Linked DNA regions of Homo sapiens: region 1 is linked to region 2. A link is a loop called in an ENCODE intact Hi-C map of the cell type or tissue named here. Cell type or tissue: endothelial cell of umbilical vein. All regions are shown on one strand. Each heading gives the region's core, and the rest is flanking DNA. Links, peaks and the distances in the headings are about the cores only.

Region 1 (16,898 bases), core at 4,526-12,525, 73 kb after region 2:
TGTAGTCCTAAAATGGACACTAACGAAACTCTGCAACAGGAAGACATAAAAAAGGAAATAAAACAAATAGGACTTATTTTTAGAAACAGCTGAAGTATTTAAATTTTATCGTTCTAAAACTCTCCAAGAGGAAGTTATTCTGAGTAACCTTTTTAAAGACAGTTTAAGGTTTATCCTTTAAAGTATCAAAACAATTTCATCCAGGATAGAAATCATTATACAATGTGTACCCAATTTTCCTATATTTGACACAGCATTTTAAATAAATTTTCTTCTCTGAGAATTCAGCACCAATGCTCTGAGCACAAGCGTATTCTTTATAGTGATGCCTTCAGGGTCTTCAAAGCATTTCCATAAGGTTTTCTTCCAGTACTTGAAAATCTCCTTGTTTTGAATAATTTTACAGGCTTTTTTCCCCATCAGCTGTCCAAATCTGTCTTTATGAAGATTTAAGTTTTACTTCCAACTACCTTACAATAATTAAGAAATGTAAATAAATGACCCCAGTGGTCTTCAGGAAGTAGAAGATAAAAATTCAGCAAGATTTATTTAGTGAAATCTATTTTCACTATTTAGAGATTTCTTTTCCTTATATTTGTTAGAAAATAGGTACTGAAAGGCTACCATTGCCAACCAGGTACTTTTCCAGGCATTGAAACCAACGTGATGGGAATTCCTATGTGAACTCCATGGTTTCTGTCCTCCAGAAGTACAGAGTCTAGTAAACGGATCAGGCACGAACCTCATGAGATTCCCTCATTACCTGAAATACTTCAGAGATTAATTCCCATAAGACAAACTTTGATATGTATGTGGCCAAGCTTCAGACCACAAAATGGTAAGAGCGTTAAAAGACTAACCGAGAGATAAACAGTTAAGTTTCAAAATGAAGCTAGCACACAGATACGTGCTCATTTAAAAACCAGAGCCAAAATATATATTTGAACTGGCAGAAGAACACAAATTTCCCAGTGTGTGATCTTTACTCATTCACACTAAGGAAGGCAAACTCCAGCTTCATGTGATAAGTTGTGTATGTATGTAAAACATGATAAACACACTGGATTGTGGTTCTAAACAGAATCTTTACAAGATTATTAGGAAGATAAAGGAGAATGAGCTAAAATGATTTAATACCTGTTTCTCCTACAAGGCCATCTTGTTTACTGTTTTAACCAATAACTGGACAATGCCTGGCATATAACATGCCCTCAACGAATACTTTTCAGTGAATTAACAAACATTAATCAGGTTCTTGTTGCTATACCATGCATCCCAACAAATGCTCTTCAAATGGGATGCATCTTAAGAGAATAAGGGACAATCAATGTATAATAAGTATTATTGCATGAAGAAGTAGGTAGGTTCCTTTGCTGGAGATATACTTGGTTAATTCCATCTTGACCCTTAAAATGGCCTAAAGATTTTGCTGGAGAAAGTAACTATGTTTGTCCTCATACTACTGATGACTTAAGTTGTATTAGAGCAGTGGTCCTCAAATGGGGCCAATTGTACCTCCCCTTCCAGCCCCCTAGGACATTTGCTAATATCTGGAGATATTTTTGGTTGTGGAAAGAAGCCAGAGATACTGTTAAATATGCAGCAATACACAGGACAATCCTTCACAACAAATAATTATCTAGTCCCAAATGTCAAGAAATGCTGCTGCTGAGAAACTCTGGGTTAAAAGAAGCCATCACATTTGTCCAAGAGAGAGGTAAGTAGCACAGTGGAAAGAACAGAGTATTTCCGAGTCATGGGTTCAAATTCTGGCTCTCCCACTCAGCCCTAGTGGGACTTCTTATGACCCTCAGTTTTCCAATGAGGAAAATGGCAATGATATCATCTGCTCTGTAGGGTTGTTGTGAGGAGTTAATGGGAATGTACGTAAGACATCTGACATATAATAGATTAACAAATGGTAGCTATTCTTGCTTTTATAAGAATACATATGAATTGTTTGATGCCAACATTTCTTCAAAGTAGGAAAAGCATTTTAAAGATGCTTAACAGCTTAAACAAAAAACTCAGAATGTTAAAGCCAGAAAGAATGTTAATATCCAACTAAATACTTCATTTTACACAGAAGAAAACAGAGGTTTGGAAAGAATGACTTACCCAAGATTACACAGCAAGTTAGTGGCAATTCACATACAATAATCCTGCTGTTTGCTCCACTACCATTTTCTTATTCATGCATATATAGATAGGCTTTTATTAATTCCTAAACTATGTCATTATTTATGAATGTCATAAATTATTTAAGTCAATTTGAATACAATATTATTATGTTTGCCAGAATTTTATATACTAGTATGATTCAACTATAAAGTAAGCTAAGACTTCTACAGATAGGTACTTATCCTAATATTTTCATGGCCTATTTGAGCTAATCTGTGGACTCTGCCCCATTGTTTCAGTATCACCCTAACAAGTTCCATTATTACAATGATCTATTTTTTTTTTTATTTGAGACGGAGTTTCGCTCTTGTTGTCCAGGCTGGAGTGCAACGGCGCAATCTCAGCTCACTGCAACATCGGTCTCCCCGGTTCAAGCGATTCTCCTGCCTCAGCCTCCTGAGTAGCTGGGATTACAGGCACATGCCACCACGCCCGGCTAATTCTGTATTTTTAGTAGAGACGGGATTTCTCCACGTTGGTCAGGCTGGTCTCGAACTCCTGACTTCAGGCAATCTGCCCACCTCAGCCTCCTAAAGTGCTGGGATTACAGGCATGAGCCACCATGCCCGGCTACAATGGTCTATTTTTTAAATTAATATCTTATAGGCCAGGTGCGGTGGCTCACGCCTGTAATCCCAGCAATTCGGGAGGCCGAGGTGGGAGGATCGCCTGAGGTCAGAAGTTTGAGACAAGCCTGGCCAATGTGGTGAAACCCGTTTCTACTAAAAATACAAAAATTAGCCAGTTGTGGTAGCGGGCAACTGTAATCACAGCTACTCAGGAGGCTGAGGCATGAGAATCACTCGAACCCAGGAGGCAGAGGTTACAGTGAGCCGAGATCACACCACTGCACTCCAGCCTGGGCAGTAGAGTGAAACTCAGTCTCAAAAATTAATTAATTAATTAATATCTTATAAGATAAATATTAAAAATTATTCATTTCTGGTTTAATAGTCACATGAATAGCACAGTTGGAAAAAAAGCCTGAACAAACACAGAAGCCATATACTATAAATATATAGGAAAAAAATATTTTCAACTTCAGTAGTAACCTAAAAAAAAGAATTTAAGACAGAGTTAGCATTTTTTTGACTCTGAATGTAGAATGTAGCAAAGAGTTTCTTTATTCATAATGCTCAATGAAGGCATACATTCATATAGTTTTGGGGGACTTTAACCTGCTCTTACTTGTCTTACTTCTCTAGACCCATAGGATAATATGCTCTAAAAATGTCCTCTCTGGCCCTCAGTAGAAATATACTGAACTCAGCCTTAGAAAGTCACTACACAGCCGGGCGCGGTGGCTCACGCCTGTAATCCCAGCACTTTGGGAGGCTGAGGCAGGCAGATCACCTGAGGTCAGGAGTTCAAGACCAGCCTGACCAACATGGAGAAACACCATCTCTACTAAAAATACAAAATTAGCCGGGCGTGGTGGCCCATGCCTGTAATCCCAGCTACTCCGGAGGCTGAGGCAGGAGAATGGCTTGAACCCGGGAGGCGGAGGTTTCTGTGAGCTGAGATCATGCCATTGCACTCCAGCCTGGGCCACAAGAGTGAAACTCCGTCTCAAAAAAAAAAAAAAAAAAGAAAAAGGAAAGTCACTACACAAATGTTGAGAAATAGAGAAATTGTTGACTGCATTATATCTAATTGTGTTAAATCTATTTCTAATGGAAATATAAGACAGCTGTTAAAAATGATGTTTAGGCTGGGCATGGTGGCTCACACCTGTAATTCTAACACTTTAGGAGGCCGAGGTGGGCAGATCACCTCAGGTCAGGAGTTCGCGACCAGCCTGACCAACATGGAGAAACCCCATCTCTACTAAAAATACAAAATTAGCCAGGCGCGGTGGCGCATGCCGGTAATCCCAGCTGCTGGGGAGGCTGAGGCAGAAGAATTGCTTGAAAACGGGAGATGGAGGTTGCAGTGAGCCGAGATTGCACCATTGCACTCCAGCCTGAGCAACAAGAGCGAAACTGCATTTCAAAAAAAAAAAAAAAAAGTTGCTTAAAAGAATTGTTAATGACTCATAAAATGCTTAAAGTTTATAAAGTTTTAAAGCATGATTTAGACCTGTATACAAGTATAATCTCAACTATGAATATATACAATATATAAACATGGAAGAATTTCAAATAAAATATTTTTAAAAACATTAACAGTGGTTATTTTGGGATAGTCTATTAATAGCAGATTTTAATTTTTTCAGTGTTTTTATACTCTCCATGTTTTTTTTACCATTAACACATATACTTATTTTGGAATTAGAAAACAGAACTTCATTTTAATCAAAAAGTTAAATTTTGATGAAACTTCATATAATCATGAAGCCTATACACAGAACTTAATGTATTGCTTTTACATTTAAGATGTGGAAAAGAGGTGCATTCCTTTAACTCTTTTTTTTCTTTCCTTTTTTTTTAAAGCACAACTTCATAAAATGCAAGCCAAGCGTGCTGCTTCAATACTGAAAATGAATGGTCACACATAAGGCCATGGGTAAGATGCGTACATACTAATAATGCTATACTCAATATTAAACCAGAAATTACATTTAACTTAGTATATAAGTTTCTTGACATGTAAGTTCAACATAGTTTAGTGTATAAGCTTCTTGATAAAGGCAAATATGTGTGTTCCTGCAAAGAAGCATTACATGTAATTATAAATGTTGCAAAGCTAATTAATTAAAGCATTCAGTTTTGGGGTTTTTGTTTCTTGTTTTTACCAAAAGATAATTACTAAAAGTTACCTTATAAATGTCTGGCTAAATTTCAATAAATAGCATACTTAAATGTCAATATAGTTTTGGGAGACTCTTCTTTCTGAAAATTAGTTGTGAAAATAGAATTTAAATGGTAGTCTGCGAAAGAAAGCTCAGATAATTGTTTCAATAAAACATTTTTATGCCTATACTTATGTAGGGCATATAGAGTTTTTGATGTGAAAGTAATACAAAAATCTCAAAAATAAGTCAGTTATACTTTTCAAATATCACCTTCATTGCTCTTTAGAAAATTAAAGTCAGTGGGAAAATAAAAGTTTGTAGGTAAGAAAATTTTCAATTCCTAATTAAGAGCCTATTTCAAAATTCTTTCTGATTATTTCTAATATCTTCATAACATGACCAATCTACAACATTCCAAAATGACCACATTCAACATCATATGGGCCCATTAAGATAAAGTGAGCTGGGATATAGAATTTCCAGCAATAAATGAGGTACTTAATCTAACTTTATTATATCCAAAGTATATTAAAAGAATACAGCCTATGTTGTTTACAGATGCACTATGAAAATATTTTTATGCTTGGATTTTAATTTTACAGAGTTAATTAGTTACAACTTTAATGGTCACAGTAGGCGTATCGTTCCTTACCACTTCAAAAGCATGCAGGATCGCTAAGAAAACTTGATTCCCTAGGCACAAACTCTCTACTGAAAGTCATAAGATTCACATTTGCTTCTTTCAATCATTATCCCCAAATACAGCCAAGATCAAAGAACCGGGGGGAAAAAGTCTTACTCTTTTTCCCTTATGAAACATTTGCACAAAAGTTTAGTTTAATTCTGTTTTTTTAAAGGGAATCTGTTGCCAAGAAGCAAATAATAACATAAAACCTATCCAACACAAACTTTTAAGTGTTGAACATTGTGTTTCTGACTGTTGTTTTCAGTTTCATGTATTAAATTAATGACTTTTGCAGCCAGCTTAGTAATAACACAGAGGTATCTGAAACAGCATACAGGAAAGTAAATGAAATCCCCTTTCCCAGAGACCTTTTAAGTCAGATACCTACCTGTCAAACCCAGTGAATATACTGGCCTGCTCACCTGAGGATCTTACTCCAAGCCTGTGGTCTCCAGCTTTATCACAGATCAGAATCACAAAGAGAGCTTGTTAAAACACAGATTCTGCCCTCCCTGCCGCCCCCTCCCCAACCCAAGCACACAATCACACCAGTTTCTCTGATTCAGTAGCTCTGCAGTGGCCTGATAATTTGCATTCTAACAAGCTCAAGTGATACTGATGGGGCCTACTCTGGGGGCCACACTTTGAAAATCATAGACCTAGGCAGCTCAAATCTACTCTGGACTTATTTTTAATTAATGAATGCAGATGCTCATTCATAAACCCATGGTAAATGAAAATATCATAAGTCAAAAGTGCATGTCATACACTAACCTACTGAACATCACAGCTTAGCTGAGCTTACTTTAAATGTGCTCAGAACACTTATATTAGCATACAGTTGGACAAAGTCATCTAACACAAAGCCTACTTTATAATCAAGTGTTAAATATCTCATGTACTTTATCGAACACTATACTGGAAGCGAAAGACAGAATGGTTGTATGGGAATTGAAGTATGGTTTCTACTAAATGTGTATCTCTTTTGCATCATCATAAACTGGAAAAATCATAAGTTGAACCATCATAAGTCAGGGATTGTGTATTTTCCCCATGAAGTCATTACCATTAAATATGATTTTTATGCAGCTAATCTTTCCCATACCAATGATGTATATATTATTGTTTAAATAATCAGTGAAACTACTTTTCTTATATACAAGAAATAGGGCAATTATTTTCTGTTTGGGTAACTACAGAAGTTTTTAAAAAGCAAAGGAAAATAACATGCTTAAAAGAAAGATTAATGGTAAGAGATAAAAAGAATAATGAATAGGAAAGTAGAGTTATTTGTAGCTGAAATGGAAAGAATTTAGCCCCTGAAAAATTGTAAGATCAAAAGATTATATCAATAGACTACATCAAAGGTTTTCTAAAGGTCTCCCACAGATTATTAGCTCAAGCTATACAGATGAGGCAAATAAGCACATTAGAGACTAAAATTCTGAATTATATTCTGTTATTTTCTTTAAAGAATATAGCATATTACTGGATATGTGATGAAGATAGATAGGTGGTAACATTAGTTATTTTGTTTAAACTATAAAAAGGAAAATTCAGTCTGATAGATGAAAGATTTAATTAATTTCGAAAATGTATTAAAGATTTTCTTTTGGAAGCTAGTGGATGAATTAATATTAATATAATTATTACATAGAGAAGCATTATTTCACAGTGGCTAAAAATTACTTCAGCACATGACTTAACGCAATAAAAGCATGGATTACACATGTCAATTACTTAAACTGTCTCAACACATATATTTAAACTGTACCTGAGGCCTATAAGTATTACTAAGAATAGTATATAAACACAAATAAGAGGCAGATCAAAACTACAAATGGTATGAAAAACAAGTTGGTCTTCATTGGAATTATAAAATAGATTCATGATAAATACCCGATCCCAATAATTTACTCAATGGTACCTACACATCACACTACATTTAATTTGAATAAGTACTGATAATATAATTAGCTATTTTCAAAACTGCAACAAATTGCTAATAGCAATTAGCAGAATGAACACAAGTTTGACAAACAGATTCACAGTTGTCCCTTTACCACAAGCTTTTAGCCTTTCTGAGCATCAGTTTCCAAATCTGTAAAATGGAAATAATATCACCACCTCACACAATTTTGTAAAGAGATTTATTAAACAATGCACTGTGCCTAACACACTGAAGGTGCTCAGTAATTTCAATCTTTCAACTAATATTTTTGGCACTCCTACTATATGCCAGGCATTGTTATCGATACTGGAAATAAACCAGGGAACAAAACGGACAAAATTATCTGCCTTCTAGGAGTTTATTTTCTAAGGTACATTTATTTTACCTTGTCCTAGGCACGGTGCTGAGTGCTTTGGGAATGAATAAACTAGCCCCAGAACAGGTCAAGTATTTAGTTCAATAAAAAAGATAAAATTAGGATAATCATGCAGTATATGAATTTAGGGAAACCAGAAAGTCTTATGAGAAAGCATGGTACGAGGTCAGAGGATAGAAAGGAAGAAGAGGAAAGGCTTCCCAGAAAAGAAGGTATTATAAGTGAGCCTGGTTTAGAATCCTGACAGAAGAGATTTATAGATTTTAGAAAAGGCAAGGAGGCAAGGAGGGTGGAGACTGTTTATTTAAGTAACAATGAGTAGTTCAATATGGCAGCAGTTTCAAGTACAAATTAAGAAGTGATGCGAAATTAAATGAAAATCTAGGTTGGGACCAAACTGAAGCCCTGACTTGCTAAGATGAAGAATATGGGAAATTGCCAAAGATATCTGAGAAGACTGTGATATGATACAGACATTTATAAGATTTATTTGCACTTCCTTTTGGCCAGAACCACCATCTTCCAGTAATTCGCCAAAATGACAAACACAAAGGGAAAGAGGAGCGGCACCCCATACATGTTCTCTAGGCCTTTTAGAAAACATGGAGTTGTTCCTTTGGCCACATACCTGTGAATCTATAAGAGACGTGATATTGGAGATTTCAAGGGAATGGGTACTGTTCAAAAAGGAATGCCCCACCAGTGTTACCATGGCAAAACTGGAAGAGTCTACAAAGTTCCCCAGCGTGCTGTTGGCATTGTTGTAAACAAGTTAAGGGCAAGATTCTTGCCAAGAGAATTAATGTGCATATTGAGCACATTAAGCACTCTAATAGGCGAGATACCTTCCTGAAACGCATGAAGGAAAATGATCAGAAAAAGAAAAAAGCCAAAGAGAAAAGTACCTGGGTTCAACTGAAGCACCAGCCTGCTCCACCCAGAGAAGCACACTTTGTGAGAGCCAATGGGAAGGAACCTGAGCTGCTGGAACCTCTTCCCTATGAACACATGGCATCAGAGGTGTTAACAAAATAAATAAAATAAAAGACTTCTGACTGAAAAAAAAAAAGATGTATTTGCAAGAAGTGTGAACAATACATTGAAAGGGAGAAAAGGAAGGACGACTCATCTGGAAAACCTGAATAATGTGCTTCACAAGACAGTTTGCCAATTACCTAACAAGGAGTAGGATCATTAGAGACTTCCTAAGGCATCTCTGAGCACACATCTGTGACAACAGCAATCCTACTGGCTGACAAGGGCAACACAACAATCTGGCATGAGCCACACTCTCGTGTTCTTCACTTGCCCTATACCACCCGTGCTGGCTCCACTCCTGTCCTCTGCCCGTTACCAATCCTACATCCTAATACTACATATCCACATATTCCTATCATCAACCCATCCATCCTGACCATGACCCAAATCAAGCAGGCAAAGAAGATGTGACAAATTAGGCATTTGGGACCACCATACTTCTTCTCATGCACTAGCCTGATTCAAATGAAGTAAGACAATCTGGGAGCAGAAAGCCAGTCTGGGACTCAAAGTAAAAATTACCTTTCAGAGTTTCCATATCCCATTGAAAGCATTTCACTTTTTTCTTAGTCCTTGGCTTAGGGATCTTAAAAGTATAATAATGCTTCAGATTCAGGCAATTATTTTTCGACCTTGGCAAGGCAGAAATGTTGATTTCTAGCTAAAGGACATCACAGATAAATAGAATATTTGTGAAGAAAATATCTGAGGACATCTCTCTAGGAAAGAATTTAGTAAAGAAGAAGAGATGTTATAATTTAAAATGTTAACTAAAACCTTCTAACTATATTATTATAGTCTAATTAAGGGGAAATGAAAGTTTAAAAACACAGGCTAAGTAGTTATGAATCCTATAAATCAAAGAAAAAGATTTCACAACATTTTGAGACAGGTCAAAATTGATTTTCACTTTCCTTCTCATAACCAAGAAAATTATGATTTGTATTACCTAGCCTACCTAAAGAGTTAAAACCTTGTAAGTTTTACTAAGAGGAATGTAGTAGTACCCATCTTCCTCATTCAAAAAGGCCTTAAGCTGAATAAGCAGACTTTAGAAAAAGAAATTAAGGAGTATTTAATTAAAACCTATCAGCCGTAGGCCCTGGCAAATGAAATCAACAGGAAATTAAAGGGAAGTAAAGCTCAAATCTGTTCAACAATGCTTATTATTTTAGAAAATAGGTGGAGGCGAAACAGTGAATGTGAGCAGAATAGCTTTGTTTTGTGATTTCCCTTATAATCCAAATGTTCTCATCAGAGAAATAATTCAGAAATAATGATACCTAACATAAAAGTACACACAATAAGGGAGATGGGGGACTTTGTGAAAGAGGGGATATATAATATCATATATGTGCTCTTTATACTAGGACTAATTGCTTCATTAGGATAGTGACTTGTTTTCTCTGATAACTAAAATATAAGTCACTGCAGAAACTTTAGAACTATATATTAACACCATGAGAAAAATACAAATCAACTATAATCCTACCACCCAAATATAAATACTATTAATCTTTGGTTTATTCCCCACCAATAAATTGGGTTCTGTGCATAGGTTGATTTTTTTTTCAAAACTAGGATATCATTTTGTAACTTGCTTTTATCCACTTCTCATACCATAAACATTTTTCCATATCATGAATATTTTCTCATATTACTGAATAATTTTCCCAACAAAATGATACATTTTGATTTGTTGTCCACGTTTGTTAATGTGATGTGTGAAAATGTGGTAATTTATCGCTCTGCTGGGATTCTTTGATTATTGGGAGGTTAACATCCCCTCTACCCTAACCTTAGACAATTAAAATTTTTTGTCTTTTGCGAATTGCTCATTTATATCTATTTCTCATTGGGGATCATTTGTATAGCAGTATTCATCTGTCTCCGTCTTAGTCCATTTGGGCTGCTATAACAAATTACCATAAACTAGGTGATTTGTAAACAATCAAAAGTTATTTCCTAAAGTTCTAGAGGCTGGGAAGTCCAAAATCAAGGCGCCAGCAGATACTGTGTCTGGTGAGAGCTCACTTTCTGATTCATAGGTGGCACCTTCTCACTGCATCCTCCCATGGTGGAAGGGGCAAGGCAGCTCTTTGTGGCCTCTTTTATGAGGGCACTAATCCCATTCATGAGGAATCCTTTCTCATAATCTAATCATATTCCAAAGCCTGTACCTCCTACTACCCTCACACTGGGGATTGGGAATCAACATACGAATTCAGAAAGGGAGGGAACAAACATTTAGACCATAGCAATCTCGCACTGCTTTTTATAGTATCTTTTTAAAGGGAGCATGTAAAATACAGAGCTTACCATTTATCTTTTTTTTTTTTTTTTTTTTTTGCTTATTATATTTCTTGGTGATATTTCTGAAAGTGGTATTTTGTCATTATAAAAATAACAGTTGCTTTAAAAGATTTTGGAATATTAGGAAAAATATAAAAAAGAAAATCAAGCTGTAACTTTACCACCTAGGAATACATTTTCTAGGGGGTGGGGGAAATATGATATTTTAATGGATATGCCTATTGATGCAAAAGAAACTTGTATGCAAACAGGAACTGCATTAATCTTTTTCAATCCTTATTAATTTAGGACATTGTCTTAGAGTAACAGCTTAATAAATACTTTTGATTAAATGAATTTTATATATTTATTTCAAAATTATATTTTACACATAAGATAATATATTAAATTTCACTTTTTTACAGAATACATTGCAAGTATATTTCCAAGTCATTAAATTTTTAAAAAACTTTTGTAACTGAGTTTTATCAATATAGATACATAAACTACACTAATTTATTTAAATATTTTGTTATTGGGGCTTTGTTTCCATTTTTTGTATTACAGATAAGATGGTAATAAACATTTATAAATCTTCATATGCGATTCATATTATTTCCTTAGGCTATATTTTTAGACCCAAGATCACTTAGTCAAAGGCTATGAACATTCACAGGTTTTGTTTTGTTTTTGTAGAGATGGGAGCAAAATGGGACCATGCAGATACTTGAACCCTTGAGCTTAAGGGATCTTTCTGCCTCAGCCTCCCAAAGTGCTAGGATTACAAGCATGAGCCACTGTGCCTGGCCCAACATTCACAGGTTTTAATACATAATACCACGTAATTGCCTCAAATAGTTGTATTGATATACCTTTTATTGAGTAGCATTAAAAAAATTCCATTAAGGCCACAACTCTTTTACAAAACTAGCATCACTGTTAGTCCTTATTCTGCAAAGCGATAAAAAAGTATTGTTTCTATGGCTAAAATGATTTCTGAAATGAAATAAATTTATCTAAGAAAATATCGAAGGAATAACTGACGAGGAATAGTGATAGCATCCAGCACACATATATTTATTCCTAGAGTTGATAAATCAATTCTCCTTTTCTTCAAGCACTATTAAATTTATATTTATCAGTGCATTGTTCTGTGAGAATTCTCAGACAATCTTACTTGTAGCATTTTCTTTGATTCTTCTTCATTAGAAGAACTACTTCCAACTATATCAGACAATAAAGAAAACATGTAATGAAGGCTTGAATATGTGTACATTTTTTTAACCCTTAATTTAAAAAGTCAATTATAGGAAGTACATTTGTCTGACAGGTGAGTCACCTCTGTTCTATTATAAATTATAATCATATTTGAGCATTTCCCTTCGTTTTACTGACAATAGCAAAATAAATGAGATTCTATTTTTTTTTTTTTTTTTTTGGGGGACGGAGTTTTGCTCTTGTTGCCCAGGCTGGAGTGCAATGGCCCGATCTCGACTCACAGCAACCTCCGCCTCCCGGGCTCAAGCGATTCTCCTGCCTCAGCCTCCCGAGTAGCTGGGATTACAGGCATGCACCACCACGCCCAGCCAATTTTGTATTTTTAGTAGAGACGGGTTTCGCCATGTTGGTCAGGCTGGTCTCGAACTCCTGACCTCAGGTGATCCGCCTGCCTCGGCCTCCCAAAGTGTTGGGATTACAGGCATGAGCCACTGCGCCCGGCCCTATTCAATTCTATTTAGTCACTAAGTATGAAAAGTATTCAGGTTTTGCTAAGCCAGGGTCAAACACTCCCCACATCCTAGTTTAGAGTGCTTAGATTTTCCCTCTTTTTCATGCAATTTAATGAATGTTAAATTAGCATGAAAATTAAATGTTATTTTTAAACTCCCTAAAACTTTAAAATGTTGCTAAGTTATTTTTCCAAATGTATAAAATGACCTCATTTTAATAAAAATAAACTATCTCAATGTAGGTATATGATACGTATTTGTAGTGAGAATAGAAAACAGTCCAGAAGAAGCAGTTATTACTTTTTGAGGTGGATCGGAGTGGGAGGTTCTTGCTGCGGGCACTGAACAAACTACTCCGTTGCAATGATTTTTGCTCTTCACAAGTCAGCAAGGGTTTTCGATGATGCTATTCTTCACAGAAATGTGACCTACATGATTTAAAGGCTGATACAAGTAAATATTGGTGGATGAGGAGCCCCTGTCCTTGTTGATGCATCTCTCAAGGTTGATTTTGAGTTAGAGGTTTGCTCTGTCCATACAGACTTGTTTTTCTCCCTGCTTAGAACCAGCATGAAAAGAACGCAAGAAGAAACTTTGGTCTTATTCAGATCACATTTTAAAAACCTGAGCTAGCATGATAAGAGCAGTTAAAACATATTCTTTCTAAAGGCACAGGGTCCCAGACACCAAAATAACCATCCATTCCCTAACCAACTGATGTCTCTCTGCTGTACGTGGTAAATTAAAACTACATGTTTTACAACGTAAAATAAAGGGTGCCCCGAATAACAACTAGGTTCTTTAAAGTTAGTGTTTTGGGGGAAGCATGGGGGCTTCTTTGTAGCACTCCTTTGAAAACTATTTCCGAGAAAGCTCCAATACAAACACCTTTTTCTTCCTAAGGAATCAACCTTAGGGAATCAACCTTAAGGAATCAATCTGCTGGGCTAAATCTTCAACACCTTCCCTTTTCATCACCTTTGAGGCAGATAACCAAAATTTCTTTAAACTGCTTATTTCACAACGGGATGACAAAGGAGTGTGTGTGTGTGTGAATGCGTGTGTGTGCGTGCCCGTGTATGCCCGCGTGTACAAAGGTGTGTGAGAATGCGTGTATGTACGTGCCCGTGTGCGCCCGCGTGTGCAGTTTACCTTTTTACAAAATCCAGCATTTAAAATAGATTTTTAAATTCCCCTTTAACAAATGATTGAAAATGGTGTAATCATTTTATCTTTTGTTGTTTTTTTTTTTTAGTTCAGTAACAGCCCAGAACTGTAGTTTTGAGCCATGTCATCAAATCTAAACACGACTAGGGAAGTGGAGCGGGGAGAAACAGGAGAGAGAAACAGAAAGGAAAAGCGGGTGGGCGGTGAAGCAGAAGGCTGGGACAGTCAGAGGGATTCGCCGTCTCACTCTTACCAATTCCTCCCTCGGCACACATCACAGCATGTTGGTCACGAGTCGCAAGGTACAAGAAAAGAGCTAAGCACAAATTCGAAGAGTGAAAGCGGGTTGTGCTTCCACGCCAGCCATTTGCCTTCCGGGAAAAAAAAAAAATCACTTAGACATCTCCCAAACTCAGCTGCGGGAGCCAGCGCCGGAGCCTGTGCTGAGCTCGCAACCTACTTCTCCCTCCGCTCCTCCTCCCGTCTCCGCCAGGCTGCAGAGCAGCCCGAGCTGCAGTGCACCGCCAATCGCCCACCGCCCCGCCCTCCGTGACGTAGCAGCGGCAGGGCCTGGCAACTGACCGGCTCCCAGCTCCAGCTGTTTGACCGAGCTGCCCTTCTGCCCAGCGCAGATGCCCCAGTGACCCAGAGCCCTTACAATCTCACCTCTGACTTTCACCTCCCAAGTACAGGTTGCTCGCGGTTGACGGTTTGGTTCATTGTTTTGCTGCAATTCTAACAATTCACTGTTTTAGCTAAACGTGGAACACTGGACAATTATTTTTTGGAGGGTAAAAGAGATCAAATCTAAAAATGTCGCGCCACTGCATTCCAGCCTGGGCGACAGAGTGAGACCCTACCACAAAATAAATAAATAATATGTAATGTTACTGTTTTTATGACTAGAAAAGAAATGAGGAAAAATATTACAATTCTGATTTGGTCGTTTTCCTCACACCTTGCCCTTCCGTTCCCTTACTCAGGATAATGTGGCTTTGTCCATACACCTGCCAAGGTCCGTTTGCTTAAAATTCACAACTTTTTTTAAAACTTCTAAATAAGTTTCAACAACCTGTCTGGTTTCTCAAAATGTCTAATTTGGAAAGAGGAAAAGCCATTTAGTGAAGGCCGAACCAATAACTCAGAACAAAACCTAATAATCTTGGCTGCCTGTTTTATCCCATTGAAACAAATATAAAAAGTGGGGCCAAACTCTCCACAGCTCTCCTATATTGTGCCTCTCTCTTCCATTCTCTCAAGTGTTTCTCAGATGTGCAACAAGAGTGAAGAAAACTAAATGAGCATGCAAATGTTTGACTATTAGTAAAGAGCTCACCAGTACAGACACAGGGAGCTGGTTGGTCGGCTTGAAAATTCTCTCAGACCAAGAGAAGCCAAACAAGTTTCTGCACCCACTGAGAACGTGCTTCTGCCAGACGAGGAGAAACAAGTTCTGGGTGTGGCTTCCTATGATGCTCCATTAGGGAAGCCTCCATCTGCAGGTAAGGACAAATCTCTAGAACTTAGTCAAACTTAATCCCCAGAATTAACCCAGCCTAGTAGAATACACTGTCATTTACATGGCCTCTGAAATTCCTGGCCCTAGTAGCACTTTTTGCAGTCATATGACTGTCTCTAACATCCTTTAAGATGAAACACATTTCCTATCTGAGAGTCAACCTTATAGAGGAGACTTAAAACTGTAGCTGGGCCCCCCTGAGCTCTCCCAATCAAACACTGGTGTTGTTACCTCAGCAGAGGGCCTTCCTGGGAACGTACATACCAGGACAATTCAGGCATGTAGCCTGTTTGGATTGCTTAAATCAGTGGTTCTAACTAGCTACACATCAGAGTGAACCGGGGAGCTTGATGCCAAGGCCCCACCCAGGCCAATTAAACCAGAATCTCTGGGGGTGGCGCTATGGCAATGTCTTTTTTTCAAGCTCCTCTAGAAATTCTAATGTGCACAAGGGTTGAGAATCACTGACTAAGATTTGAATTATTGTCTTAGAAGAAAATCTATTATATTTAAGTCTAAAGAGCATAGTAGTAGAATAATGGAAAACATTATGTAATACAACTTAGCCTTATACATATTCTTTATATATTGGTTTATTTTAATATAAATATAAAAACGTGAAGATACACCTCAAAATTGTTTACTCAGGGAAGGATAGTGAGGGGAGATTACTAGCTTTCTATTTGTGTCTGTCATTTGAATGAAATTTGTATCATTTTGATAATTTAAATATTTCTAATCAAATTTTTAAAAATCAATACTCATAAATACCATGAAGGTCATTGGAATAACCACTATTAAGGTGGGTTTCTATCAATTTATTAGGTTTTGTTGTGTTTGGTGTTTTCTTTTTGCAATGCTTCTGTAATATCCAATTTTCTCCTCAGAGTGATTCCTATTTTGAAAAAGACAAAATACGATTCTTAATTTAAGACATTAGCTACTTTAAATCTATATAGTAATTTTTAATTTAAAAGATACTTACTTTCTTGTAATTTCAGAAAGGTTTTCTTTTTTGCACTTCTCAGGAAGTTTTTTAAAAAACCAATATTTCAACTGTATAATATAGAAGTGAGGGAACTTCATCTTTTCCAGCTAGAAAATTATTTGGACTCTCAACACTAATAACTCTCAATACTTCATAATTAATTGTCAATGCGAAATATATGGCACAGTAGTCAAATGCCTAGGTTTGACCTGGTTTTAAATCTTGGCTCTGCAAATT
Region 2 (16,898 bases), core at 3,472-11,471:
GGTAAACTTCCTGTCTCCCACTCCTCAGCTAGCCACACACAGCCTCACTCTGCCACAGAGAATTTACCATGGAGAATGCTGCCTTTGGATGGGCAGGTCAAGGCCACAGAACTTGGGTGCACAATATCCACTCACCTGCATGCCTTCTTGACCTGAGACCCCTATCCCAATGTCTGCCACTTGTATCATGCTAACATCATTGGCACCATCACCTTCATGAGGCAGAAAAAAAGGAGAGAAACATATGAGGAGTAAAGAAAGGGTGTAAATGTTGCAAATCAATAGGGGCAGCTCAAGTGAACAAATAAATCCTTCAAAGTTCATCCCGTTCTCCAAGTTTCCTGGAAGTAAGTGAAACAGAAATGAAGTGGCATCCCACTGCCATCAGGAAGAATTCCAAACTCAACACCGCTTTAAACTCCTTCACGCTATGGCACCTACCCAGACTGATCTTGTTTTTCATGTCATTCATGCTACTTTCAACTCTCCAGATACACCCTTCTCCCTGTAGCCACGCACATGATAACAACACTGTCCTGATCACCCCCAGCTCATTTTTCTGGATTTCAATTTTTCTTGCTCTCAGCTTAGATGTCATTTCCTCTGGGAAATCCTTCTCATACTTTTTTTAAAGATCAGATGCCCTTTCATAAGGCTTCAGCACCACCCTATGTATCTCTAGCACACCTATCACACAGTATCATGGTTGCATACAGACTTACTGGTCTCCCCCAACACAGGAAGCTTCTTAGGAGGAGGTACCACATTCCTGCTGGTAATGAACAACTGATCACCAACAATTCACCTGTTTTTCAGTAAAGGTATACTGGTTTTCCTTGGAAATTCTTAGTTTATGTGGTTTGTTAGGGTGAACCCAAACCTCCATATTTATAGGTAAGCAAGTGTCCCAGATCTGTACAATCAGCATCTTCTATTCCCTGGCCTCAGTAATTGGTTCAGAAATGGACATATGACTCCAATTAATTAATATTATTATAAGTTATAATATAATTGTTATATATTACATAATGCATGATATAAATTATAAGTATTATATATAATGTATATGATAAATATAATTATAATGTAATAAATTATAATATAATTATGTTATAATTATGTTATCTATAATTATAAATCCAGGAGTTTTTGCTTTGGAAACATCTGGATCCATAAGCTTGAATAATTCATTTATTTATCTGTTTATTCAACAAGATAATTGAACAAAATTCCACCTTAATCCTGAAACTTTACTGCAGCAATCTGAAAAGTGATGCTATCTTTTCACCCAAGTTGTTAATAGGATAGGATGGAAACCCAGGAGTTTTAGTGGCTACATCACCACCCTGAGGGGAAAATTTACCTGAGACTGGAAGCAGTCCAGAGGGAAAACAGACATAGAAAGAGAGAGCTGATATGCCAAGTCCTCAGTTTAACACTGGAGTCTCTGAGATCTTAATCTCATACTACAATTCTCTTCAGTTATACTCATTCTTTGGTGTCAAGGCTTTGATATCCACTAGACTCTTTTTTTCTTTTCTTTTATTTCTCTTTTTTTTTTTTGAGACAGAATCTTGCTCTGTCTCCTAGGCTGTAATTCAGTGGCATAATCTCAGCTCACTGCAACCTCCGCTTCCCGGGTGCAAGTGACTATTTGCCTCAGCTTCCCTAGCAGCTGGGATTACAGGATCCCACCACCAGGCCTGGCCAAGTTTCGTGTTTGTAGTAGAGGTGGAGTTTCACCATGTTGGCCAGGCTGATCTCGAACTCCTGACCTCAAGTGATCCACCCACCTCAGCCTCCCAAAGTGCTGGGATTACAGGCGTGAGCCACTGTACCTGGCCTGATACCCACTAGACTTCTGATTCTCAAATTTATATCTCTAGCCAATTTCTTATTCCTAAATTCCAGACTTTTATTCTCACTTCCTACCTGACATCACTGCTTAGATATTTAATGGCCTTTTCAAACTTCACATGAGTAAGACCCAATTCCCAATTTCCCCTGCCTCTATCTCAGTAAATGGCAGCTCTGTTCTTTCTGTTCTTAGACATAACTTTGGCGTTCCCTATGACAACTCTTTCTCTCATATAACATATCCAATATGCCAGCAAATGTCTCTGGGTCTTTTTTCAGACCATGCCCATTTTTCATCTGACCACGTCCCAACCCTTCCTTTGCTCCCAGCTGTGCCCAAGCTGCCATCATCTCTTGCTGAATTATTCCAACTGATTTCATATGTCTTTGCAGTCCAACAATTACTCTGACAGAACAGCCAACATGATCATTTTAAATTTAAGGCAAATCATGTCCCACTCCAGCTCAAAATCCTTCAATGGCTCCCTAATTTTATAATGTCCTCTAAGACCCTATGTGATCTGGCCCTCTGCTGCTTCTCTGGCCTTTAATAACCCGCAGAAAACACCTCCCTTTGCTTAATCGGCTTTGTCCTCCGACACACCAAACACGGTTCCCCTCATGGCTTTCATTTTCACTGTCTTCTCTTCCAGAAATGTTCTTCTCCATGTCTCCCATGGCCCCTTTATGATTTCCTTCACATCTCTGCTCACAGTCAACCTTAGCAGTGAGACCTTCTTTGAAAATCGTATTTAAAAGAGCAGCCCCAGCCCATCTCCAGTGCTCTACGTGTCCTCATTCCACTTTATTTTTTCAATAGTACTTATCACTACCTGATACCTTACAGATTTATGCTTTGTTTTACTGCATGCCTTCCTACTAGATGTAAGTTCCTTGTAAAAAGGTAGTTTGCCAATTTTATATACTCTTGTATCTCCATTCCTTAGAAAAATGCCTGGTACAAAAAAGGCACTTGATAAATACTTGTGGAATGGATAAAGAAATGAATTCTCATGTCCTTGAATTTAGCTTTCCTGAAGGTAGAACACATGGATTTTTCAGTTCTGTGATTCAGTTTATTACTTGATTTAAGCTTGTTGATTTGGGGGTCTGACACTGAACTAAGAAGTCTGGACTACTGTATTGTTTACCATGTCACATCCCTATTACCTGGTTCACAGAAGGTGCTCAAATAGGTGATGGAGGAAGGTGCTCAAATAGGTGATGGGAAGGCATGAATGTGGTAGAGAAAAAGGGAGGAGGAAAATGGAAGGAACAGTGGGAGAAGAAAGAGACAGAAGGATCGGTGTCTGGTGTGGTGTGAAAGGGAGAAGAGCAGGACTCAGATTCATCCTCACTCACCAATAGCAAGGGTCATCACCTGGAGATGGCTGCGGACCAATTTCACCACTTCACTTTTCTGCAGCGGTGTGGCTCGGCAGCAGACCACAGCTTGACACCAAGATGTCAGTTCCAGGAACTGCTTTTGCAGACTTTCTTGCAGGGCAAACTCCAGGGTCTTCCCAGTGATAATGAGTCCAGCTCGTAACCCTGAGTCCCGGGGGACAGGAGGCTGAAGTAAATCTTCACTTAATGACACTTGCTCTGGCAGGGCTTGAGTTTTCTTCTGAAGTTCTTTCAAAATTGTGCTCATCAGCATCCCACAGGCATCCTTGAAACAAGAGGCAAAGGTGGTTAGCCTCCAGGCGCCCTTGGTGTCAGAACCAGTTACATTTTTTATTGTCATTTTTTAGCAATTGCTGAATCAAGAAAACCTCAAATAATGAATAACTGATTATTTTCAAAGATTTTACGAGTCTTCCACAGAGAGTTCTGTGTGTATGTGGGGATGGGTTAAAAGGAGGGGGAACATCTCACCAGTATTTCTTATAAAGAAATAGCTGTGAAATTTCTTCATGTGTGCAATTTGCCTTCTTGAACAGTGAATCCCAAGAGTCCTCTGGTCTCATTCTGCCAATTATTAGCTGCTTGACCTTGGGCAAACTATGTAACCTCTCTAAGCCTTAACTTTCTCATTAAAAATATGCAAATATTATTTCCATCATAATCTTGTTGTGAGGATTAAGCAAAATAATACAGGCAAAACTCCTAGTGTAAGGCATGACACATGGCAGGCATTTGAAATAGTAATTATTGCTTTTATCTTCTTTTTGATTCAACGTATTCATTCACTCACTAACTATTTAATGAGAAACTATATATTAGAAAACATTCTAAGAGCTGGAGCTACACCAATAAACATGAAAATTCCTGCCCTCATGGCACTTGCATTCTGGCCAGGATGTTCTTTGTGGTACTTATCACGTCTCCTTTGCATACATCCTCACTCCACACTAGTTAGGAAGTTCTTTAAAGGCAGTTATCACTTTTAATTTACTTTTGAAGTCTTCATGAGGCTTAAAAGAGGATCACATCAGGTACTCAGTAAACATTCACTGAATGAATTCTACTCAAGAAGATGAACAATAAGCTTATCCAGAAATTACTGTGTCAAGTGATCACTAAGAACAAATTCCAAATCCAGAGCAGTGAATTTAAGTTTAGTTTATACACTAAGTCTGAAATAGTTTATTCGTGAAAGAGCTCTCACTCAAAGCTTGTTTGCTTTGATTTTAAATGCTGTTTTATCAAGCATTTCTCAACCTACAACAAAATAAGAAAAGCAAGGAAGAAGTAGATATGGACATGTGCACATGAAACAGCACAAAAACTATAAACACTCTTGTGGAGTGTTCACAGGGCTCCATTTTAGGAATGAATTTGATCCCATACACCTCCAAAGCCCTTAAGGCAAAGTATACAAAGATGAATCAGATATGCTCATACAGCTCATTACATCATAGTAAAAATTATTTTTAAAACTCTTTTGGAGTTTGGTTAAATTAAAATGGCACATTTAGAAAGTAACATGCCTCGCAATCATTGAAAACATTAACATCAGATTGTGTTTAAGGTATTGTAATTGAAAGAATACAGCTGCAATACCATACAATAACATAAATATAGTCTTTGTGGCACCAATATGCTTACAGTATACAGAATACAGTCTGTGTGGATATTCTCCAAAATATGATTTTAAATTGTAGTTTTATGATTATAAATTGATTATAAAGGGTTTTGTACTCTTCTATTTATTTGAGTATGTGTTTAGGTTTTACAAATTAACTATTTTTTTCATTATAAAAATAACAGAAGTATGCATACACACACACAGCTAATCTTCATTATCTGTGGATTCCACATTTGTGAATTCTCCTACTTGATAAAATTTATCTGTAATTTCACAATACTTGAGATGTTTTTGTGGTTACATGTCATAGAGTGACATTTGAGTGTCACATGCATAGAGTGACATTTAAGTCATGTGATATGCCCATTCCCAGCTGAAGCTGAACACCATGATGCCTTCTTTTGCCAGTTCTCAAACTGTAGCAAAGTCTTCTTTTCATGGGCTATTTGGTGCCATATTTTTTGCATCTTTCTGCTTTTTGTCAGTGATTTTGCTGTTTAAAATGACTCCCAATCATGGGCTGCAGTGTTTCCAAGCAAAAAAGGCTGTGATGTGTCCTATGGGGGGAACTTACCCATGTTAGATAAGCTTTGTTTGGGTATAAGTTACAGTCTGTTGGCAATGCATTTAACGTTAATGAATCATTAATATGCATATTAAATAAGGTACATTTCAGAAGAAACAAGGTCATGTATTGATTGTTGACAGTATGTTGTAATCAGAGGAAGCTAACTTTGTATCTCCTCTAAAAGCAGTGGTCAGTGTTTGCTAATTCAGAGCTCGGGGCAACTACATAAACTATAACTCTACAAATAAGGAGAATCAACTGTATATATGTAATATGTAATATATAATTAGAAAATATACTGTAATGGGAATCAGAAAATTTAAAGTTTAGTAATCAGCTGTACTTAGAGAAATCACAAGCATTTGGAGTCTCAGGTTATAAAACAGATAATTTATCTTCTATGTCTATTTGTTGTAATTGTCAAATGAGATCAGGTATGGAAAGCCTTTTTGTAGATTCTAATATAAATTATGAAGATAGAAAGTTACCAATCTGAGGAGAAAAATTTAAATGAAATTACAAAAATAAAACTTAAAAAATTAAATGACCAATCCTGAAAGGCCTTTGTATATTCCAATGCAGTAACTAGTTACAAACAGGATATGACTATATTAAAACAAATGAAGAAAAAAAACTTTTATGAGAGTAAAAGGTAAAGTTTGCAACTGGCAACACTTATAATCTAATTTGTAAATTGAAGAACAACGTTGATGGAAATTTGTAAAGATGACACAAAAGTAACTTCAGACATTCCACTGGCTGCCACATTGCCTGCTTAGAATGTTATAGGAGCAATTCCTTCACTAAGTGACACACTGGGCTCCATGATCTTCAAGTCCTTTTAAACTCTTAGTGATTCCTGAGGGACTAGGAGTGGGAGGTGGAAAGAAAAGAGTTAAATACTAGTGACTGAGCCCATACTATGTGCCTGGCTTTTTATCTTGAGTTGTGATAAAACTAAATTATGTTTGTTGTATTCTGTTTAGTTATTTGGAAAATTCACACATGTGGAATAGCTATCGATAGCAAAAAAATTATAGGTACTCAGTAAATACTTCTTGAATCGATAGTTTTAAATGCCTTTAAACATAAGATAAATTGTGTATTTATAAATAATTTTTTTATTTATATAAATTTAAGGGTATAAGTGTAATTTTTTTATATGGATATATTGCATTATAAATGAATTTCACAGTCCTAAAGATTTTACTGTTCACAACAATCTCTATTTTTCTTTTTTAATGCTTACTGAACCCCTCTCATCTGATAGGCACCGCATTAAACAATTTATATTTTTTCATTTAATGCTCACAAAAACCCCATTAAACAGTCATTACTCTCCCATTATGAGTAAAGAAAAAGCGGCACAGGAGGGTAAGTAACTCCCTAAGGCCACATACTCAGTCAGCGGCAGGCCAAGCATTTGATCCCTAGTCTTACCAGCCACCTAGGCTACATTCTTTTGGTGACTGAAATGACTAAGCATTTTCTTCTGTTCTGCCCCCTGCAGCTACTGGGAGTTGGCTGGTGGTTGTGGTTATGGGTCACTGGGCCACCGTAAAGGGGAACCCACTCTATTTTTCCCTTTTCTCAAAATGTACCATTTAGCTGAGTGCTGGTTGAGGTCTGACCATAAAAACATGCTAACCAGGCCGGGCGCGGTGGCTCACGCCTGTAATCCCAGCACTTTGGGAGGCCGAGGCGGGCGGATCACGAGGTCAGGAGGTCGAGACCATCCTGGCTAACACGGTGAAACCCCGTCTCTACTAAAAATACACAAAAAATTAGCCGGGCGTGGTGTCGGGAGCCTGTAGTCCCAGCTACTCGGGAGGCTGAGGCAGGAGAATGGCGTGAACCCGGGAGGCGGAGCTTGCAGTGAGCCGAGATCGCGCCATAGCGCTCCAGCCTGGGCTGCCTCAAAACAAACAAACAAACAAACAAATAAACAAACGAAAACATGTTAACCAATCATGGCAGCCTTGAGCAGGCAAAGCTCAAGAAGTGATCCTGAAGAAAAGCTCCACAAGATTTCAAAGAAGGCAGACTGCAGTGATGGGATTGATATCACTGGTTAAGTCTGACTGCTGAAGAAGAATGGGAGGAAGTTTTTCAAGAAAAATAAACAATGTGCACAAATCTTGGAGGGGATCACTATACTGGAAGGCTTCTGAGAAAAATAAAACCCTTATTTATCTGATTAAACATTGGTGTTAGAGATTAGCGGGAGGCAAAAATAGAAAAAACTGGGCTGAGTCTAAGCCTCCTAAATTTCCTTCTTTTTTAAAAAATGACATTTTCCTCTTCCCTTAAACAGTTCTTCAAACTTATGATATTCTCGGGAGCACTACCTAGGAATTACCACAAGAGGGCACGATTTCCCTGAGTCTATTTTTAGAATTGCCATAAAATATTTAATAATTTATTCACCTGATTTCAATAAAAACTATCACTTTTTCTTATCTTAAAAGGGAGGTAGATTCCTGTACCAGGACTTGATATATTTTCTCATTTTGGGCTAAGTCCTGTCAGATCCCTGGTAATCCAGTGTGGAGGGGGGAAAGCAAATAAAAAAAAAAAACTTTCTTCTAATGCCTTTATTCAGCAATGATTCCTCTGAATCATTATAATTTTCCATCAGGCCTTTAGAAGAATAGACATCCTTCCAAGCACAAGGTAGGTTTCTGGATAGAAAAAATTATCAAGAAGCTAATGGTTGCTGGCCAGGGCACAGTGGCTCACCCCGTAATCCCAGCACTTTGGGAGGCCAAAGCTGGCGGATCACTTGAGGTCAAGAGTTCAAGATCAGCCTGGCCAACAAGGTGAAACCCCGTCTCTACTAAAAATACAAAAATTAGCCAGGCGTGGTGGCAGATGCCTGTAATCCCAGCTACTTGAGAGGCTGAAGCAGAATTGCTTGAATCTGGGAGGTGGAGGTTGCAGTGAGCCAAGATATTGCACCACTGCACTCCAGCCTGGGTGACAGAGCAAGATTCCGTCTCAAAAAAACCAAAACAAACAAACAAACAACAAAAAAAGCTAACGGTTGCTGTTTTGTTTTTTTTTTAATCCTTGCATACATCAAATCTCAAATGTTCCAATGCCTTTGAAAATACAGAAGAACAGATTTAATCTCAATATACGCACTTTACTTTGGGTATTGAGGATAAAAAGCTTGTCATCTGGCTCCAGTAGTTTGCATGCATAAGCTATGTTGACAGCTGTCTCCTGCTTGTCCCCTGTCAGCATCCAGATCTTGATGCCCGCTTTGTGAAGAGCTTCTATAGATTCAGGGACTCCCTCCTGCAGACGGTCTTCAATGCCAGTAGCACCTAAAAAATAACCAAAGTGCAATAGGACTTGTAAGAAACCAAAGCCAGCTGAAGCTCAGCTAGTCTACAGTTGAATCATATCTGTTAGCCAACTCAACCCTACACTACATAAACTGCCCAGCTGCTCAGGAGAGTCAAAGGAGGTTTGACGACCCAGACCAAAATTATATGCAATGTAATATTTTGGGAAGGAAGCCTCAGGGATCAATGGATTTATCAAACTTACTCGTTCTCCTTTTGGCTAGATTTCTTATCTGTAAATTGAAGGGATTTGAGTCAATTATTTATGCAACCTTACACTACAATTTTATAATTCTATGATATTCCCAAGGATAAGGGTGGGATTTTATTTTTATTATTATAGACTTAGGGGGCACAAACGCAGTTTTGTTACACTGATATATTGTGTAGGGGTGAAATCTGGGCTCTCAGTGTAACCATCATGCAAATAGTGTAAATTGTACCTGTTAGGTAATTTCTCATCCCTTGCTCCCCGACCTATCCTCCCACTTTTCTGAGTCTCCAATGTCTACTATTTCATTTTCCATGTCCATGTGTACATGTTATTTAGCTCTCACTTATAAGTGAGAACGTGTGGTACTTGACTTTCTGTTTCTGGGTTATTTCACTTAAGATAATGGCATCCAGTTTCATCCATGTTGCTGCAAAAGACACAATTTCATTCTTTTTTATGGCTGAGTGGGATTCCATTGTGTATATATGTGTGTGTGTGTGTATATATATATATTATATCACATTTTCTTTAATCGTTTGTTGGTGGACACTTAGAAATCTGATTCTGTGACTTTGCTATTGTGAACAGTGCTGTGATAAGCCTATGATTGCAGGTACTTTTTTGATATAATGATTTCTTTTCCTTTGGGTAGATACCCAGTAGTGGGATTGTTGGATTGAACGGTAATTCCATTTTCAGTTCTTTGAGAATCTCCACACTGTTTTCCATAGAGGTTGTACTAATTTACATTCCAACCAGCAGTATATAAGCGTTCCCTTTTCTCTGCATCCTTGCCAACATCTGTTGTCTTCTGACGTTTTAACAGACATTCTGACTGGTGTAAGATGGTATCTCATTGTGGTTTTAATTTGCATTTGTCTGCATCTGATAACTAGTGATGTTGAGCATTTTTTCATGTTTGTTGGCCACTTGTTGTTGTCTTCTTTAGAAAAATGTCTGTTCATGTCCTTTAAAGGGCAGGCTTTTAAAGAATGCTCCTGCCAGTAAGATACAATGTCTATTTGCAGTGTTCTTTCATGGGTCTACAGTTCCCTTTTCTGAAACAATTGGGGCCATATGTGTTTTGGAATTCAAACATTTTTCAGATATTAAAAAAGTAATATGGTGCATATACCATATTCTATAATACTTGTTAATCAAGCATATTAATATTTCTGCAGGAAAACTGACAAATGTTCACCTAAATTAGGATAATAACTATAAATAGTCTTATATCAAATCAGGTATGATTTTTCTGCCAAATGAGTTTTGGCACTAAACCCATGGAGCATTTTTGATTTTGGAATCACAGATGAGGAAATGTGGACCTATACTACTTACACTGTCACAGAGAAATCACTTAGGGTAGGCATCATTGCTCTATTTGCTAGATACTAAGTTAGGTCAATGTTTTCCTCCTAAATAGAGGAATGGAGCTCAGAAGCTGGTATCTTGGTATATCAGAGCTTATATTAGAATCTAGATCTCCAGACTCTAAGACAGTGGTTCTCAAACTTGACCGCCTTTAGCATCACTTTAGGGAGCTTTAAAAAATTCCAATGCCCAAGCCACACAACAGATCACTTGAATCAGAATCTCAGGGGATAGGATGCAGGCATCAATATTTTTTAAAGTGCTTCAGATAATTCTAAGATGCAGTTTAATCCAAGACAAGAGGGGTCAGTTGTGCAATTTTAGTTGAAATCAGGAAGAGAAGAAAAATAAATTTCCTTAGTCCAGTAGCAGGTGCAGGATAAAAAGCTTGGAGCCAGGCAAACATGAGCTCCATGTTTGGTTAATGAGTAACTGTCAGCTACTGGCATGTGACCTTGAACAAGTCATTGAACTGCTCTGTGCCCCAAATTTCCTCTACATAAGATAGAGATTTGTTGTGAGAATTCAAAAAAAAGATAACACGTATTAAGCACCTTATCCAATGCCTGACAAGAAACTCTATTCTTGATATTTATCTTGATTTGAACCAAGATATTTATTGGAACATTTACTTGGCTTTGTAGTCTATGTTAAGTGTTGGATTTTACATGATCTTCTTGGGGTGACCATCCTGACCCCATCACAAGTGAAGTCTAGTTCACTGCAGTGGACAACAGAATAGAATGGATTGGAAGTTGGATAGAGATCAGACTGGACAGGGTAGGCAGAACCATATATGTTTATTAGATAACAATGGAAGAAAATAACCCTTATTCAAAGATATCCAGTGTTTTTCAAAATCCTCCATTCAGGCAATACAAACATAATTCACCTACCAAGTAATGTAAGTTTGTTCTCCAACCTCATGGCAGATTCAAGTAGTAATTCTTCCCTGTTGTCAATGCTGGTTTCAGCTAAAAAATGATTCCTCAGCCACTCTGCATATTCAGTGTCACTCATGACCTACGGGAAGAATTAAAAGAGAGGTATGAAGCAAGCCATATGATCTTGTGGGAATACCAGGACTGACCTCTGGCAAAATATCAAACCATCAACTTGTTTTACATATTCCTCCCTCTGGGCACAGCCATGTCAGATCCATATCCTCACACCACCTGGACACTAGCTTCCCAAACTCTGTGGTCAGACTAGTGCAACACTGATGATGGATGACCCTTTAACTCAGCATCTCTGGAAATTCTAGGCACCATATATGATGACAGTGGGTTAATGTCTTTAATTAAATCAGAAAGTATGCAGTTGGGAGTGGTCTCCAATTGACAGTTAAATCCAGTTTGATTCTAATGGTGCAGTTGAGAAAGTGGTATCAGGACTGTTTAGTTCGAAGGATTCTGTAACCAGCAGCACCTTTCATACCTTTTGATGTTTTTTTTGTTTGTTTGTTTTGTTTTGTTTTTGTTTTTGAGACAGAGTCTCGCTCTGGCCCAGGCTGGAGTGCAGTGGCCTGATCTCGGCTCACTACAAGCTCCGCCTCCCAGGTTCACGCCATTCTCCTTTGATGGTTATTTTATGTGGTTAATGAATGGTAAAAAGAGAAGGGCCCTATGGGTGAAACAAGTCTTATTCCAAAGAAAAATTGAATGAAATTCCTGGGGAAGTGATCAATAATATATTTTCCTTTGTCTTTAGGTTGCCATAGAAAGAGAAATCTACATTTCAGTTTTTATAAAGCAGAGTGGAGTAAAGCAGGTGAGGCAATTCCCCTCTCTGCCTACTTATTCTTGGCCACAGGTCATTCGATTTGAGAGAATCTGACACCTGTTGGGCTACATTTTAATCAAGGGTAGGATCATTCAATTGAAAAGGCAGAGTTGGTTTGATCTTGAACTCTCCATTCTTCCTTTAACTGTGTGTGGGGCAGGCTTTTTGTTTTTGGTTTTGTTTTTGTTTTGAGATGGAGTTTTGCTCTGTCGTCCAGGCTGGAGTGCAGTGGCGCAATCTCAGTTCACTGCAACCTCTGCCTCCCAGGTTCAAGCAATTCTCCTGTCTCAGCCTCCTGAGTAGCTGGGATTACAGGCATGCACCACCAGATCCGGCTAATTTTTGTGTTTTTAGTAGAGACGGGGTTTCACCATGTTAGCCAGGCTGATCTTGAACTCCTGACCTCAGGTGATCCACCTGCCTCAGCCTCCTGATTACAGGCGTGAGCTACTGTGCCCAGCCATCAGACTTTTGATTCCTTATGCAGCTGGTTGACTGAGTTCCTTGGGGTCTACAACAGATCCCACTTTCCCTAATGCAGCTCCCATGAACTAAACCTTGGGTAAGAAATGAAAAGTTCCGGTGAGAACATCTCTCAAATAATTTATTGGAGCTCCATCTTCTTTCTTGCTAAACTTTTGTTTAGAAAGGATATGCATTCTCAATAAAGAATAATCAATACTGAGATAATATCTAGGATATTTACCTGGATTTACATATAAATACTTACGGGCACATAAGAAAAGAGTATTAAGAGCTTATTATGAAAAAATTAAGGCTCATCTGTGCCCTCATTCTTTCCAAAGCAGATTTAATGCTGTAAGACAGAGAGATCAACATTTTCAAAGTCCTGGGGGAAAGAAAGTAAGATCCAGAGATTTTTATTCCCAGCCAAACAACTGTTTACATATAAAGTCACTCACGGACATATTGAAACATACAAGAACTTAGAGACTATAAGTTTTAGGGATCCTTGTAGCAAAATACTTTGAACAAACTTCAACCAACCAATATATGGAATAGAGAAGGTAAAAAGAGAGCCAGTGTCCAGGGGACTTTCCCCAGCATCTGGATTAGGGTTTGCTACACGCTGGTTTTCAGTCAGTGATAGCTAAACAAGGGAAAAAACAAAAAAGATGGAGCGCACTAAGCAGTCTCACCTTCTTTGCTATACATAAAGTACGAAGGCCTTGTTTGGCATAGTCATCCAAGTGCTTCTGGGTTTTCTCCCTTACTATCATCTGTTGTTTCTCCAGACTTGCTCCATCTGAAATAATGGACAAGATGCTTGAGTTCCTACCAGTCTGCCAAATTACAGAAATACTTTTTAAAACAATAGTAGTTTTATCCACACTAAAAAAACAAATAAAAAAGCCTTCTGGTTTTGAATCCCAAATGGGTATCTGTAAAAGGGACCACTCAGAATAAATCTTTCCCTCGTTTCTTTCCCCTTGGGCAGAGGAAAGTACAAGAACCTGATACAAACACTGTTCCCAAATCATCAATAACAACAGTAACATAACTATAATGCTGCTAGCTGACATTTATTGGGCACTTTCCATTTGCTAGGCACTTGGCCAAAGGCTCTTCATACATTGCATATAGTATGTCATTAAACCTTTCAGGAACCTATAAAGGAGGTACTCTAAGACCCATTGAGTTGAAGACTTAGGCACAGAATAGTTAGCTAACTTTATCAAGACCCACCTAATGATGGAGTTCACATTTGAACTCAGATCTGGGTAGCCCCAAAACTTACTTGCTTTCCCATCAAATCCTAGGCAGCTTCCCCCTACTTCACCAAATGTGATTAGTCCCCAGATAGCTGTTTCTTTGCCTTTATAAAGCCATCAAGTATGGTCTTTTAATCTCCGAGCTTTTCAAATCACTACTATTTCACTTTTGTATAAACTTACCTGGGGAAGCCACCGACAGTAACTCCATGATCACAGAATCAGCGCCTTTCGTATACACCACAACTTGATTGGAAAGAGGGTGTCGGACCACAACAGACATTCTTTTTCTTACTGAGTCAAAGGGCAGGATGTGTAGGAGTTGAAATGTTAATGGTCCCAAAGCAGCAAAGTCCACCATGACCTGCTCTGGTGTCCGAGACCGTAAAGTGCATTGGTAAGCCCTGGCGGCATACACTAAGGCCGCTTCGTCTGGGCTCTCGGCCTCATAACACAGGTTGCAGGCCAATGGCTGTCCAGGGAGGGACTCTGCCTTGCCATTCAGGAGGCCTGCATCACCGTGTTGTTTCTCTGTTTCTGTGCAGCAAGCTGAGCTACTGGAGCACTGGGGGCTCTCACACACCTGGGAGACCTCTTCCTCCACAGGTGAAGCTGGTTTCATTCGACTAAAGAGAGGGAGTCTGCTCACAAAGGCGTTTGGAACTCCAGAAGATGGCTCTTTCCCACTGTTAAGCGATGGAGAACTTGATCTTCGGACAGACCATCTCTGGAAAAGACTTTTAATCTCTTCCAAAGACTTAATGGGCAACCCCCCCAGTGAAGGGTGTCTGATCTATGAAAGACAATTTAGAAAGGTCTCAATACAGTCAAAAGCAGTTTCTAACAACTTTGAAGGCAAACTGGAAATAAATTAGATATAAAAAGAGTTACCACTCACTTAAATGGCTAGCAGCCCATTCTCTATTTACGACCGCCATGGAAAATATTAATACAAATAAAAATTTGTTTTTTAATAACTATTCAGATAATTTGATTTTTATTAATATTTTTAATATTTATGTAATACTTTGCTAATATTTTAATAATATTAAAATGAATGACATACATTTCTACAACCATTTAGAAAGAAATTTGACAACTGATAATAAAAGACATAAAATGTTAATATTGCTAGCAGTGGGCATCCTTCAGCAATTTTTTTTCTAAAGAAATAACTTGAAATACAGGAATTCCATGATCTTATCTGTGTGTATCCTAACCATAACAATTTTAAAATTATAAGCAAATTAAGTATTCAGTAACAGCAAAATAGACACATCTTGAAATGTTATATAATATTTAAAAATGAAGCTTATAAAGTCTATAGGGCAATACTGAAAAAGCTATGAGACTAGTATAAAAAAAGTAACAAGTAATAATATACATAACAAAAACACCAGAAGAAAGCAAATCAAAAGATTAACAAAATGTATTTTTCTCTTTTATTTTCCAGATTCTACAAGTTTGTTACTTTGAATTTTCTTTTAAATGGACCAGTAAGCAAAGTAGCTTCATCAAGAAGAGTTATCAATATCATAATGTGGATTTGAATTTCTATTTTCATAGAACTTTTTCTTATTTGTACCCTGGTTTCTCTTAAATCTTAACTTTTATCAGTGACTAAACTGAGAAATTCACATTAATCATGGAAGGCCAATTAATTGGATGGAAAAATTTTCTCATTCAGAAATGCTCAATAAATGAAAAAGTTTTCCCCTAAAAATAACTAATTTTATAATAATTTGAAGGTCTTATGCTGGTTGATTTTCAAACTTATCAGCAACTCAGAAATGAAGAGTAAAACACAATCACAGATGAGGTTTCTGTATCTCACATGAATGCTGATTAGCTACTTATTCACTGCCCTTCTATCATTACTTTGAAATACCATGAGGCTTAGACTCTTATATGCTTCAGAGATTTTCTTTCAAGCAGTAGAATATTATATTCTTTAAGAATAACCAATAATATTTCTTAAAAGGAAAACACCAAAAGATGCTTACTTTGGGAACAGATTTATTAGAAAAATATTTTTTGGGGAAAAGAACAGCCTTTATTCTGTAACTGCATAATCACGTTTTCAAAGAGCAACTTCCTAGGCAAAGCCTTGTAAAAATACAGATCCTGATGAAGCTCAACTTAATTGGAAGGAAATTGTTTTTATGTTAAAGTTGACCACCTCTGAAGCTGCCAAAAGAAAATGATCTGATGGAAAATTAAATTGAATTGGGTTGTGCTGCAAATTGAATTTTAAGTGAGTAAAAGGTGAGAGAGTTACACACAAGGAGGCTAGCACAGCAAATGGTGAATCACCAGCCCGTTAAACAAGTTTTCCTCCGCATTGAAAATGAATTTTCCATGAATTCTAAGCTACAAATAGACTTTAAAAATCTAGCTTTTTTTGGTCAGGTGTGGTGGCTCATGCCTGTAATCCCAGCACTCTGGGAGGCCAAGGCAGGTGGATCGCCTGAGGTCAGGAGTTTGAGACCAGCCTGGCCAACATGGTGAAACCCTGTCTCTACTAAAACTACAAAAATTAGCCAGGCGTGGTTGTGGGTGCCTATAATCCCAGCAACTCAGGAGGCTGAGGCAGAAGAATTGCTTGAACCTGGGAGGTGGAGGGTGCAGTGAGCTGAGATCACGCCACTGCGCTCCAGCCTGGGAGACAGGGTAAGACTGTCTCCAAGAAAAAAAAAAAGGAAGAAAAAAATATTATTAAACATGATATTGAATCCAATACGGTATATTTTGCCTGATATAATACATACGATGTTGGAGGTCTCAGAAGTCTCAAAGAAAGCTTCAATTTGGCACATAAACTAAAGCAAAATGAATTGCTCTCATCACTACCCTCTTAGAGGCAAATAATATAGTAGCACCGAGCTGTATTTCCTAGGTTCAAATCCCACCTCCCCAACAAACCAGTTTTGTGACCCTGGGTAAATTACTTAGCCTCATCTGTAAAATGGAGAATAGTAGGGTAATAGCT

Evidence for each region. Hi-C counts contacts between places; a loop is a spot of excess contacts. Peaks named below come from ENCODE experiments on the same cell type or tissue, not always from the same donor. Only the 100,000 strongest peaks of a DNase experiment are listed, where the experiment ranks them.
Region 1: it touches region 2 in a loop (8-fold over the local background); 43 of 110 quality-filtered maps call a loop at or near these places.

What each region holds. Positions count from the first base shown.
Region 1 is chr4:47,483,029-47,499,926 of GRCh38, reverse strand. ATP10D (ATPase phospholipid transporting 10D (putative)) reads right to left here and starts at 14,652. Exons shown (of 23, transcript NM_020453.4): 1 at 14,408-14,652. It also overlaps the pseudogene RPL21P52. RefSeq lists enhancers at 14,480-14,549, 14,521-14,815. In endothelial cell of umbilical vein, for the core only: a CTCF peak has its summit at 9,196; a DNase peak (open chromatin) is centred at 9,076.
Region 2 is chr4:47,555,468-47,572,365 of GRCh38, reverse strand. ATP10D (ATPase phospholipid transporting 10D (putative)) reads right to left here. Exons shown (of 23, transcript NM_020453.4): 12 at 14,093-14,702; 13 at 13,337-13,443; 14 at 11,291-11,417; 15 at 8,601-8,785; 16 at 3,220-3,529; 17 at 136-212. Among named protein-coding and RNA genes, the nearest start is that of ATP10D, 79 kb to the right of the region's middle. RefSeq lists a silencer at 6,934-7,123. In endothelial cell of umbilical vein, for the core only: a CTCF peak has its summit at 7,818 (motif pointing right); a DNase peak (open chromatin) is centred at 7,805; H3K27ac peaks cover 616 bases.